2 separate regions of the Homo sapiens genome follow, and region 1 is linked to region 2. The links are chromatin contacts, found by Hi-C or POLR2A ChIA-PET in ENCODE. All regions are on one chromosome and are shown on one strand. Each heading gives the region's core, a stretch centred on a gene start or an enhancer-like site at or near the end of the contact. The rest is flanking DNA. Distances are from core to core; before and after follow the strand shown.

What was found. Hi-C counts contacts between places; a loop is a spot of excess contacts on that map. ChIA-PET counts read pairs that join two places held with the same protein, here RNA polymerase II (POLR2A). Pooled maps may share reads with other maps.
Region 1: a pooled map shows a loop between it and region 2 (8-fold over the local background). The contact joins the promoter of ABRAXAS1 here to the enhancer-like site in region 2. A Hi-C loop is called at or near these places in 3 of 168 maps with a recorded cell type or tissue (HepG2, OCI-LY7 and endothelial cell of umbilical vein), 2 of 37 single-sample maps with no recorded cell type and 11 of 50 pooled maps. POLR2A ChIA-PET finds 5 or more read pairs at or near these places in 3 of 52 experiments (HEK293, OCI-LY7 and T-cell).

The regions. Positions count from the first base shown.
Region 1 is chr4:83,480,958-83,487,162 of GRCh38, reverse strand. ABRAXAS1 (abraxas 1, BRCA1 A complex subunit) reads left to right here and starts at 2,063. Exons shown (of 9, transcript NM_139076.3): 1 at 2,063-2,177; 2 at 4,919-5,009. The coding sequence starts at 2,091. RefSeq lists a silencer at 1,848-2,337.
Region 2 is chr4:83,346,989-83,352,465 of GRCh38, reverse strand. No RefSeq gene overlaps it. Among named protein-coding and RNA genes, the nearest start is that of HPSE, 15 kb to the right of the region's middle. Within about 2 kb of position 2,110, at least 4 of the 41 ENCODE cell types and tissues checked have a DNase peak (open chromatin) inside an H3K27ac peak, as active enhancers do.

The DNA of each region.
Region 1 (6,205 bases), core at 814-3,313, 130 kb before region 2:
CTTCCGAAGGAGTATTTGGTTCAGCTACTGTGCTGCTCTGGGTTGCAGGAAGTAAAACTAGTGATGTGGTTCAGGACACACTACTCCAAAATATAGCACCTGAGCATTTGAGAAAATAGCAGAGCAAAGAGGTCATTTGCACCTTCCCCTCACTCCTTTTGCCCTGAAGCAGGCCATAAACCATAGAAAGAATACTCTGGCCATCTCCCTTGAGGCAGGCCATAAAACCCGGTGTCCTTCCCTGAAGTAGGTCATAAGACCATCATTTGAGAGGTACCCTCCCTTTACATAGAGAAAAGGAATATCCTTACCTCTGAAGACACCAGGACACAGAGAAGAACCTGAACAAACAGCCCATTCTAAGTTCCCCCAGTTTGTTACCATTACATCATACTCCCTTTGTGTAATCATACTCCTGCACGACTGTCCACTCTTTATCAACCCTACGACAATTGTCTTCCACCCCTTCATTGAAATTTCATTATCTACTGACTGTGGAAAGAAGACTGAAAGTCAAACATCAAATCTAGAGCCCAGAGGAACTTTGTACTAAGTTATTGACTGCTGTTTGGGCTCATCCAACTTCCACAAAGAATTCTTTGCAAGCAATCCCTCAAGCTCATCCAAAGAATCAATTGTGATCCTCAAAATTACTTACATTCCTCCATCTCCCTCTCCCTTATGAAAAAGTGTACATAAGCATCTGAACCTCATTGGATTATTGGGTAATCACTCTACTGTGATTTTCTCCAGGGCACATTAATAAATTTGTATGCCAGTCGGGAGCGCCTGTAATCCCAGCACTTTGGGAGGCCGAAGGGGGCAGATCACCCGAGGTCAGGAGTTCGAAACCAGCCTGGCCAACATGGTGAAACCTTGTCTCTAATAAAAATACAAAAAAAATAAATAAATAAGCCGGGCTTGGTGGCACGTGCCTGTAATCCCAGCTACTCAGGAGGCTGAGGCAGAAGAATCGCTTGAACCCGGGAAGTGGAGGCTGCAGTGAGCTGAGATGGTGCCACTGCACTCTGGCCTGGGTGACCAAGCGAGACTCAGTCTCAAAAAAATAAAAAATAAAATAAATTCGTATCCCTTTTCCTTCTGTTCATCTTTTCTTTTGTTAGTTCACTCCAGTGAACCTTCAGAGGGCAGAGCTTTCCCTTCACCCCTACAAAATGAAGGCAAGAAACTTAATTCTAGGGAATAAATATATAATCATTAATTATATACATATGTATTGTGTGTTACGCAGCCACAGACAACTGCTTGACAACAAAACCCACAAATGTGCCACACTAATTCAGTAGTCTGCTATTATGCTTACTTTCAGTCATTTAAGAAACATACCTTTACGTGTGTGTGTGTGTGTGTGTGTGTGTAAAATACATTTGCCAAGCCCTGGTCCACTCACCTTACCATTTACATTAAATGAACCAGCTTACTATGATTATGCCTATCATTAAACTGTCAGAACATTAAATATCCATGTATTGTTTAAATTAGGCTGAAGTTTTCTAAAAGCAAGGGAACACACACATGCACACACACAAACACACAGACACAGAACATGGCTAGAGAGTTCTAGCAAAGACAATCCCCAAATGGTTATTAGTATTCTGTAAGTTTCAGTGAGTGAAGGGTGCTAAAATGCAGCTTGAAAACCAAAACCGTGGCATATCCACTGTGGCATCGTAATGTTGCTACTCAACTCTTTTATTCTTGTAATCATTGCTTGTCTTAAAATGACCCTGTCAACCGTGTTCATTTTGATAGCTTTGCATGTTTGTGACAGGTCGCTCAGCAGGCGCAGGCCACCAAAAGCAATTCGCAGCCCTCTGCAGTGGTACCGACATGCAGCGGCCTTCCGGGAGAGGCCGGCAGCAGAAGCGAAGGAGGAGCCGAGCGCGCGGCTGGGGACCCGCCCGCGCCCGCCCTCAGCCCCCTCGCCCCGCCCCTCTGCGGAGCGCGCAGCAGCCCGTGCGCCGGCGCAGGCCCCGCCTCCTCGCTGGGCCCCGCCTCGCTGCCACCACAGGGTCTTGCCTCCGCGCGCCCCGCCCTCGTCCTCTTGTGTAGCCTGAGGCGGCGGTAGCATGGAGGGGGAGAGTACGTCGGCGGTGCTCTCGGGCTTTGTGCTCGGCGCACTCGCTTTCCAGCACCTCAACACGGACTCGGACACGGTGAGCCGAGGGACGGGGCGGGGTCCGGCGTCGCCTGGGAAGAGCCCTGCGCGCGGCCTGCCTCCCCGCTGTTGCTCCGGTCCCCGCCCGCTCCCCCGACGCCGCCGCGCCTCCTCCCTGCGGTCGCGGCTCTGCCTTCTCTCCCCCTCAGCGGTCCCTGAGGTGCCTCGTGCCCACGAAGTCTTCTCCAGCATTAGCCCTCCCTCTGCTATCCTCCGTTATTTCCCTTTTCCGACCCAAGTGTCCCACACGCTCCCATCTTTCCTCGGCGCCCCTGTAGCTGTGGAAACTTGGGCGTGAAAAGATGGAAAGTTCACGGAGCGTCTTTCCGCTGCTCTGCGGAGCCTGCGGTAAACTTTCCGTTTCTCGCGACGCCCGACAGGCGTTTGCAAAACCAGGCGGACTTTTTCATGCAGAGCAGCGTCTGTGCGTGTTTGTTGCGATGGTAGGATGGTAAGGGAATAAAAATAGATGTTGCGTCCAGTGGCAAATCTTAGTGGATGGAACAGCTTAATCTGGTATATCAGATATCTTTTTATTTGCGTTATTAAATTTGTTAAAACAGTTTTTAAAAGTACGTTGCCTATTTTCTAAAAGTTCTATGAAATTAAAGAAACGCTGTAAAACGTTGAGCTCGGAAGTAGTTAATGTCCTGTAGCACTTTCAGTAACTTGCAGAAAGAAAGTCTAAGCATCTGAAATACACTTCCCTGCTGTGTGGTACAGTTCGGAGAATACCCTGCTGAACAATGCCTAGTAATTTCTGCTAAGTTCATTTTAAGATATAACGTCTATTTTACTCAAAATTGCCTTAATATAGGTCGGGCGCGGTGGCTCACGCCTGTAATTCCAGCCCTTTGGGAAGCCGAGGCGGGTGAATCACCTGAGCCCACGAGTTCGAGACCATCGGGGACAACGTAGTGAGACCCGGTCTCTACAAAATCTAAACATTACAAAATTGCTCTTTGGCACAATCCTAATAAAGGTTGGAATTGGTATGTTTTATGTATACAATTTCAGATAACCTTACAAAGTAATACCTAATAAAGAACAAATATATGACCATTTAAAATATATGTGTAGCTGTGGAAATTATTTTGGAATACCTGTAGTGTAGATAGAGTGGGACCGTAAATCCTCGGTAGCTTAAACGATTAGCCCTTGGGAAGTACCTGAGTGCTAGGGAGGCCCCTGTTTCTCAGATCTTTTTCCTGAAGTCTTTAAAGGGTGGTTTTTCTGGCTAGTTGCACTTGCATTGCCCCCCTGCTTCCCTTCCCTGAGTTCGTCTTTTGAGTATCAAAATCAAGAACACTAGATTCTGGATATCCCCCCGCGTGATTCCAGTAAAGACTCACATTATGGAAATAATCCTTTTTTACTTTTAGGGGAAAAAAGCATTATTAATTATAAAGAATATAAAATATTTCTGTAATCACAGCACTTTGGGACGCGGAGGCAGGAGGATCATTTGAGCCCAGGAGTTCAAGACCAGCGTGGGCAACATAAGGAGACCTCATGTCTACAAAAAAATTTTAAAAATTAGCCCGGCGTGGTGGCACGTGCCTGTAGACCCAGCTACTTGGAAGGCTGAGGCAGCAGGATTGTTTGAGCCTGGGAGGTCAAAGCTGCAGTGAGTAGTGATTGCACCGCTGCACTCCAGCCTGGGTGATGACAGAGCTAGACCTCTTCTCAAAAAAAAAAAAAAAAAAGATATAAAATCTTCATTGTCAAGCACATTGGGTCTTTAAGTGTGCCTAGAGAAATTGAATTCCCCAAAACTCAGATAAATTACCACTGGGGTGGCAGAATACAAGTAGTTTTAAAAGAATCGGGCTCACAGCACTCCTTTTAGAAAGCAGACTCTGAAATTGAATTTAAATCTTTCATATTGTGCATGAGTTTTAATCAGAAAACACTAATCTTGTCATTTCGTACCTTAGAAGCTTTCTGTAACTCCCAGAAGCACATGTGGTTAAATCCAGAGTAGTCATTCGGGGTGTCCCATTATTGGCTCGTTCTTATTTATCTTTGATTTCCTTCTGCTCCAAGGCAAAGTGCTCTGCTCATTCTTCAGTGTGTGCTCATTTCTGGCTTTAAGTCTTATATGCTTCCAAGTGTGCCCAGTGCTTCATGCTCTGCCTACACAAATATTGCCCATAGCTTTAGTCTAATCTGTAGCCTCCCCAGGGCTACAGGGCTAATCTGTAGCCTCCCCAGGGCTACTCTGATTATTTCAGGCTAGACTAATCTCTTTCCCTTCCTCTCCTCTTTATTTCTACTTTTTTTCTTTTGAGGCAGAGTCTCACTCTATCGCCTGGGCTGGAGTGCAGTGGCGTGATCATAGCTCACTGCAGCCTCAACCTCCTGGGTTCACGTCATCCCAAGTAGCTGGGACTACAGGCATGTGCCACCATGCCTAACTAATGTTTCTCGTATTTTTTGTACAGACGGAGTTTTACCCTGTTGCCCAGGCTAGTCTTTAACTCCTGGGTTCAAACTATCTGCCCACCTTGGCCTCCCAGTGCTAGGATTACAGGCGTGAGCCATCTTGCCTAGCCTCTTCTCATTTTTATTTAACTCTTCATCTTTCCCAAGTAAACTAGAAGCATCTCAGATCTTTCATATGTGCCCCCGACTGGTAGCACATATTGTATACATAGTAAAATACTCAGGAAATACGGTTAGTTAAGTGAACAGTAATTCTATCAGTGTATTCTATATATTGCCTCTTTATCTTCATAGGAAGGTTTTCTTCTTGGGGAAGTAAAAGGTGAAGCCAAGAACAGCATTACTGATTCCCAAATGGATGATGTTGAAGTTGTTTATACAATTGGTGAGTTATTTATTTCTCCTATATTTGAATCATCTGTGTCTCCTATATTTGATAGTTTATGCTGAAAGGGGTCAGCGTAAATTATTATTTTTAAATTAGGAAATACAGAGGCTGGGCAAGGTGGCTCACACCTGTAATCCCAGCACTTTGGGAGGCCGAGGCGGATTACCTGAGGTTGGGAGTTTGAGACCAGCCTGGCCAACATGGTGAAACCCATCTCTACTAAAAATACAAAAATTAGCCAGGTGTAGTGGTGCATGTCTGTAATCCCAGTTACTTGGGAGGCTGAGGCACGAGAATTGCTTGAACCTGAGAGGCAGAAGTTGCAGTGAGCCGAGACTGTGCCACTGCACTACAGCCTGGGCAACAAAGCGAGACTCTGTCTCAAAAAAAGAAAAATAAGAAATATATATTAATTTTAAAATAATTTAAAAGGATATGTTGTACTCATTTTGCAGTTAAAATTATGACCATGGACTGGTCTAAAGTAAGAAATAGTATGAGACTTAGGAAGCAGATAAGATTACTGCCAGGGAAACAAGGATGAAACACCTGCTGTTTAGTAGGAAGATGGCCCGGCAATAGGAAGACCAAGGAAAAAGATAAAATGTTAAATGCTGCAGAAAAGTTGGAAGATGAGAACTGAGAAAATGCAGTAATTAGATTATTAGATGACTGAAAATCCTCAGTAATTTCTGGAGCGTAATGGGGAAGAGACCAGGCTGTAAAGGGTTTGAGGAGTGGGTGCTAAAGCAGTTATAACTGGTGGCAGCTTCTCTTTTAGGGAAAAGCAGGGGAGAACCTTTAAAATGCATAGGGAAAAAAATGGTTAAAAGAAATAAAATGTATAGGGAGTTTTCTGATTGTCTAATATAGTTTTTCTCTATATATGTGTATGTATTTTTAAACAAAATTGGTAGTGTACTTTATAAAAGGTTTGGCATCATATTGTGTCATGATCACTTTACAATGTTGCATAATCCTCTACAATATTATTTTTCATTTCTTTTCTTTTTTTTTTTGAGGCAGAGTCTCACTCTGTTGCCCAGGCTGGAGTGCAGTGGCGCAATCCCGGCTCACTGCAACCTCCGCCTCCCAGGTTCAAGCGATTCTCCTGCTTCAGCCTCCCAAGTAGCTGGGATTACAGACGTGTGCTGCCACGCCCGGCTAACTTTTTGTATTTTTATTAGAGATGG
Region 2 (5,477 bases), core at 861-3,360:
GGTGACACTGTGAGACCTTGTCTCAAAAAAAAAAATGTTATCTTCATGAATTCAAGCTTTGATTAAGAAAATGTAAGAAACAGCATTTGGAGGTTGTTTACAAATAAAATATTTAGCAAACGTGTGGCCTGTATTTTATGCTTCTTATCATAATTATATAACATACAAAATGTATTTTACACCAAGGGTGTGCGGATTCCCTCGAAAGCATCAGCTTTCCCAGAGTGCTCTACAAATGCTGTCATTTTCTATGTGTGTCAAGGTGTGCAGTAGGTTAGGAAACTGCACCGTGGTGAGGTGTTAACTCTGAGGCACCTCACAGAATCTTAATGGATTTAGGTTTAGGCTTTTGAAAATAAAAGCTTGTTCTCTGCTTTTTTTTTGCCCCGCTGTGTCACATCCTACATTTGAAACAATGAGCCAAGCTTGCTACTTGTTCAAAAAAGAAGACTAGAAAGAAAAAAGGGACATAGAGTAACATCTCTAAAACAATTCCTAAGATGTGGTCCACAGACCTCCTAAGAGTCTGGAGACCCCTGCAAGGGGTCTGTGAAGTCAAAACTCTTTTCATAATAATATTAAAATGTCATTTGTTCCTTTCACCCTCATTCTCTCCTGAGAGGACAGTGCGATTTTCCAGACACTACATGATGTATTATGATGTAACAAATTTAATGTTGATATTCATGTAAGAATCCAGCCACCTTTTGTTAAGTGAGAATCCAGCCGCCTTTTGTTAAGTGAGACACTAAAGTGATTTGCAGATAAAACAATGCTACTTTTCTCGCTGATTTTCTTGTTTTAAACATAGTTTTTTTAATAAAAATATGCTATTTATATTAATATGAAATGTGTTTATGGCCAGGTGCAGTGGCTCATGCTTGTAATCCCACCACTTTGGAAGGACAAAGCAGGAGAATCACTTGAGGCCAGGAGTTCGAGACCAGCCTTGGCAACATAGCAAGACCCCCATTTCTACAAAAGATGTTTTTTAAAAATTAGCCAGGAGGAACAGAAAACCAAACATGGCATGTTCTCACTCATAAGTGGGAGCTGAACAATGAGGATACATGGACACAGGGAGATATCACACTCCGGTACCTGTCGGGGGGTGTGGGAGCTAGGGGAGGGAGAGCATTAGGACAAATACCTAATGCATGCGGAGCTTAAAACCTAGATGACAGGTTGATAGATGCAGCAAACCACCATGGCACATGTATATCTATGCAACAAACCTGCATGTTCTACACATGTGTCCCAGAACTTTAAAGTAAAATAATAAATACATAAATAAGCCAGGTGTGATGGTACTTGACAGCAGTCCTAGCTACTTGGAAGGCTGAGGTGAGAGGATTGCTTGAGCCCAAGAGTTTGAGGTTACAGTGAGTTATGATCATGCCACTGACCTTCAGCCTGGGTAACAGAACAAGATCCTGTCTCTAAAAGAAAAAAAGTATTTGTTATAGTTACTCTTAATTATTTAACAAATATTTTTTAAATGTCTCAGTTTTAATTTTTAGTGCATCAAATATTGCAGATGTAACCCATGTGAAAAAAACTCTTTGGAATCCCCAGTAATTTGTAATAGTGTAAATGGTTCCTGGGATCAGAAATTTTGAGAACTGCTGCCAAAGTTTTACGCTGCCACACATCTAATATGTAAAAAACTCTGCAGCTATTAAAATGGAGCATGAAAACATGTTTATTACAGTGAAAAGATATCCTTTTCAATTATTAAGTGGGTATAGTGTGATCTCATATTTAATTGAAATAAATATGTGTGTTTGTGTATGTATGTGTCTATTCATAGGGAAAAAAGTATGGAAGAACACATACCAATAATGCTAATTATTTCTAGCCTGTAAGATTATGACAATATTTACTTTATTCTCTATTCCTTTGCTATGTATACTAAATTTTAAAGCTTTTAAAAATCGTGGTAAAAAACACATAAAATTCACCATCTTAACCGTTTCCAAGTGAACAATCTAGTAGTGCTAAGTATATTCACGTGACTGTGAAACAGATCTACAAAACTTTTTATCTCGTAAAACTGAAACTCTATAACCATTGAAAAACAACTCCCCTTTTTGCCCTCCCCCTCATGCCTGGAAATCACTGTTTTACTTTCTGTTTCTATGTATTTGACTACTTTAGATACCTCATATAAATGGACTTAACAATACTTGTCTTTTTGTGACTGGTTTATTTCATTTAGCATAATATCCTCAGGGTAGTAGCATGTGTCAGAATTTCCTTCCTTTTTAAGACTGAATAATATTTTGTTGTGTGTACAAGAGGACTTCAAAAAGTTCTTGGGACCATGCGTGGTGGCTCACGCCTGTAATCCCAGCACTTTGGGAGGCCAAGGCAGGCACTTGAGGTCAGGAGTTCAAGACCAGCCTGGCCAACATGGTGAAACCCCGTCTCTACTAAAAATACAAAAATTAGCTGGGTGTGGTGGCATGCACCTGTACTTCCAGCTACTTGGGAGGCTGAGGCAGGAGAGTGGCTTGAATCCGGGAGGAGGAGGTTGCAGTGAGCCGAGATTATTTGATTAAAATACAAAAATAAAAAATGTAAACTTTGACTGGGCATGGTGGCTCACGCCTGTAACCCCAGCACTCTGGGAGGCCGAGGTGGGCAGATTGCTTGAGGTCAGGAGTTCAAGACCAGCCTGGCCAACATGGTGAAACCCTGTCTCTACGAAAAATACAAAAATTAGCCAAGCATGGTGGCATGCACCTATAATCCCAGCTACTCAGGAGGCTGAGGCAGGAGAATTGCTTGAACCCAGGAGGCGGAGGTTGTCATGAGCCGAGATCATGCCACTGTACTCCAGCCTAGGCGACAAAGTGAGACCGTGTCTCAAAAAACAAACAAACAAACAAACAAACAAAATATATATATATAAACTTTATTTCTGAACATAAGCTCCAGCAAAGATACCCTTCATTTAGTTTCTCCCTAAAGAACGGAGGGTCCTGGGAATGTAACCATGTCAATGCAGTCTTTTTAAAATTATTGACTGAAGAAAAATGGGTGCCCTTGAAAGATTTTTTAAGATTAGGAAACAAAAAGAAGTTAAAAGGTGCCAAACGGGACTTTAAGATGGATACCTAATGATTTCCCATAGAAGCTCTCACAAAATTACCCTTGTTTGATGAGAAAAATGAGTAGGAGGATGGTCATGGTGGAGAAGGACTCTGTGCTGAAGCTATCCCAGGCATTTTTCTGCTAAAGCTTTGGCTAATGTTCTCGAAACACTCTTATAATATGTAGATGTTATTGTTCTTTGGGCCTCCAGAAAGTCAATAAGCAAAATGCCTTGAGCATCCGCAGAAAAATGTCGCCATGACCTTTTGCTCTGGCCCAGTTCACTGTGCGTTGACTGGACCACTTCATCTCTTGGTAGCCATTGCTTTGATTGTGCTTTGTCTTCAGCCGTGTTCCATGTCCTGTTACAATTTTTCGAAGAAATGCCTCAGGATCTTGATCCCACTTGTTTAAAATTTCCATTGAAAGCTCTGCTCTTGCCTGCAGCTGGTTTATGTACACACCGAGTGGAAAGTTTGCTCAACTTTAATTTTTCAGTCAGAATTGTGTAAGCTGAACCAATTGAGATGTCTAATGGTGTTGGTTATTTCTCCTGCTATTGATCATCAGTCCTCTTCAGTTAAGACATGAACAAGGTTAATTTTCTTTTTTTGCAAATTGATGTGGATGGTCTGCCACTGTGGACTTAATATTCAACACTGTCTCAACCCTTCTTACAACAAGTAGTCCACTTGTAAACTGTTGATTTCTTTGGGTCATTGTCCTCATAAATATTTTGTAAAGCATCAATGATTTCACCATTCTTTTATCCAAGCTTCATCATAATTTTTTTTTTTTTTTTTGAGACAGAGTCTTGCTCTGTCACCCAGGCTGGAATGCAGTGGTACAATCTCAGGTCACTGCAACCTCCACCTCCTGGGTTCAAGCAATTCTCCTGCTTCAGCCTCCCAAGTAGCTGGGACTATAGGCGTGTGCTACTGTGCTTGGCTACTCTTTCTATTTTTAGTAGAGATGGGTTTTTGCCATGTTGGCCAGGCTGGTCTCACATGCCTGACCTGAAGTGATCCACCCACCTCAGCTTTCCAAAGTGCTGGGATTACAGGTGTGAGCCACTGCACCTGAGTCATACATTTTGTGTTTGTTCTTGTTTCAATTTTTGCAGAATTCATGTTGCTCTGATAGGGCTTGATATGGTCTGACTCTGTGTCCCCACCCAAATCTTATCTTGAATTGTAATCTGAATTGTAATCCTCTTGTGTTACAGGAGAGACCTCATTGGAGGTGATTTGATCATGGGGTGGTCCCCTCATGCTGCTGTTGTGATAGTGAGTGATTTCTCATGAGATCCCAATGGTTTTACATGGGGCTTTTCCCCTCTTTGCTCTGCACTTCTTTCTCTTGTCACCATGTGAAGAAGGATGTTTGCTTCCCCTTCTGCCATGATTGTAAGTTTCTTGAGGCCTCCCTGGTCATGCAGAACTGTGAGTCAATTAAACTACTTTTCTTTATGAATTACCCAGTCTTGGGTATGTCCTTATAGCAGCATGAGAATGGACTAATACAGTAAATTGATACCAAGGTAGTGTGGTCCTGCTGTAAAGATACTCAAAAAAGTGGCAGCTACTTTGGAACTGGGTAACAGACAGAGGTTGGAACAGTTTGGAGGACTCAGAAGAAGACAGGAAAATGTGGGAAAGTTTGGAACTTCCCAGAGACTTGGAGGGCCCAGAAGACAGGAAGATGTGGGAAAGTTTGGAACTTCCTAGAGACTAGTTGAATGGCTTTGACCAAAATGCTGACAGTAATATGGACAATGAAGTCCAGGCTGAGGTGGTCTCAGATAGAGATAAGGAACTTGTTGGGAACTGGAATAAAGGTCTTCTTGCTATGCTTTAGCAAAGAGACTGGCAGCATTTTGCCCCTGCCCTAGAGATCTGTGAAACTTTGAACTTGAAAGAGATGATTTAGGGTATCTGGAGGAAGAAATTTCTAAGTAAGTGGCAAAGCATTCAAGAGGAAGCAGAGCATAAAAGTTTGGAAAATTTGCAGCTTGACAATGCAATAGAAAAGAAAAACCCATTTTCTGGGGAGAAATTTAAGCCTGCTGCAGGAATCTGCATAAGTAACAAGGAGTTGAATGTTAATCACCAGGACAATGGGGAAAATGTCTCTAGGGCATGTCAGAGACCTTCAAGGCAACTCCTCCCATCACAGGCCTGGAGGACTAGGATGGAAAAATGGTTTCATGGGCTGGGCCCAGGGCCCCCTTGCTGTGTGCAGCCTAGGGACTTGGTGTCCTGCATCCCAGCAGCTCCAGCTGTGGCTAAAAGTGCTCAAGGTACAGCTAGAGCTATGGCTTCAGAGGGTGCAAGTCCCAAGCCTTGGCAGCTTCCACATGGTGTTGAGCCTGCAGGTGCACA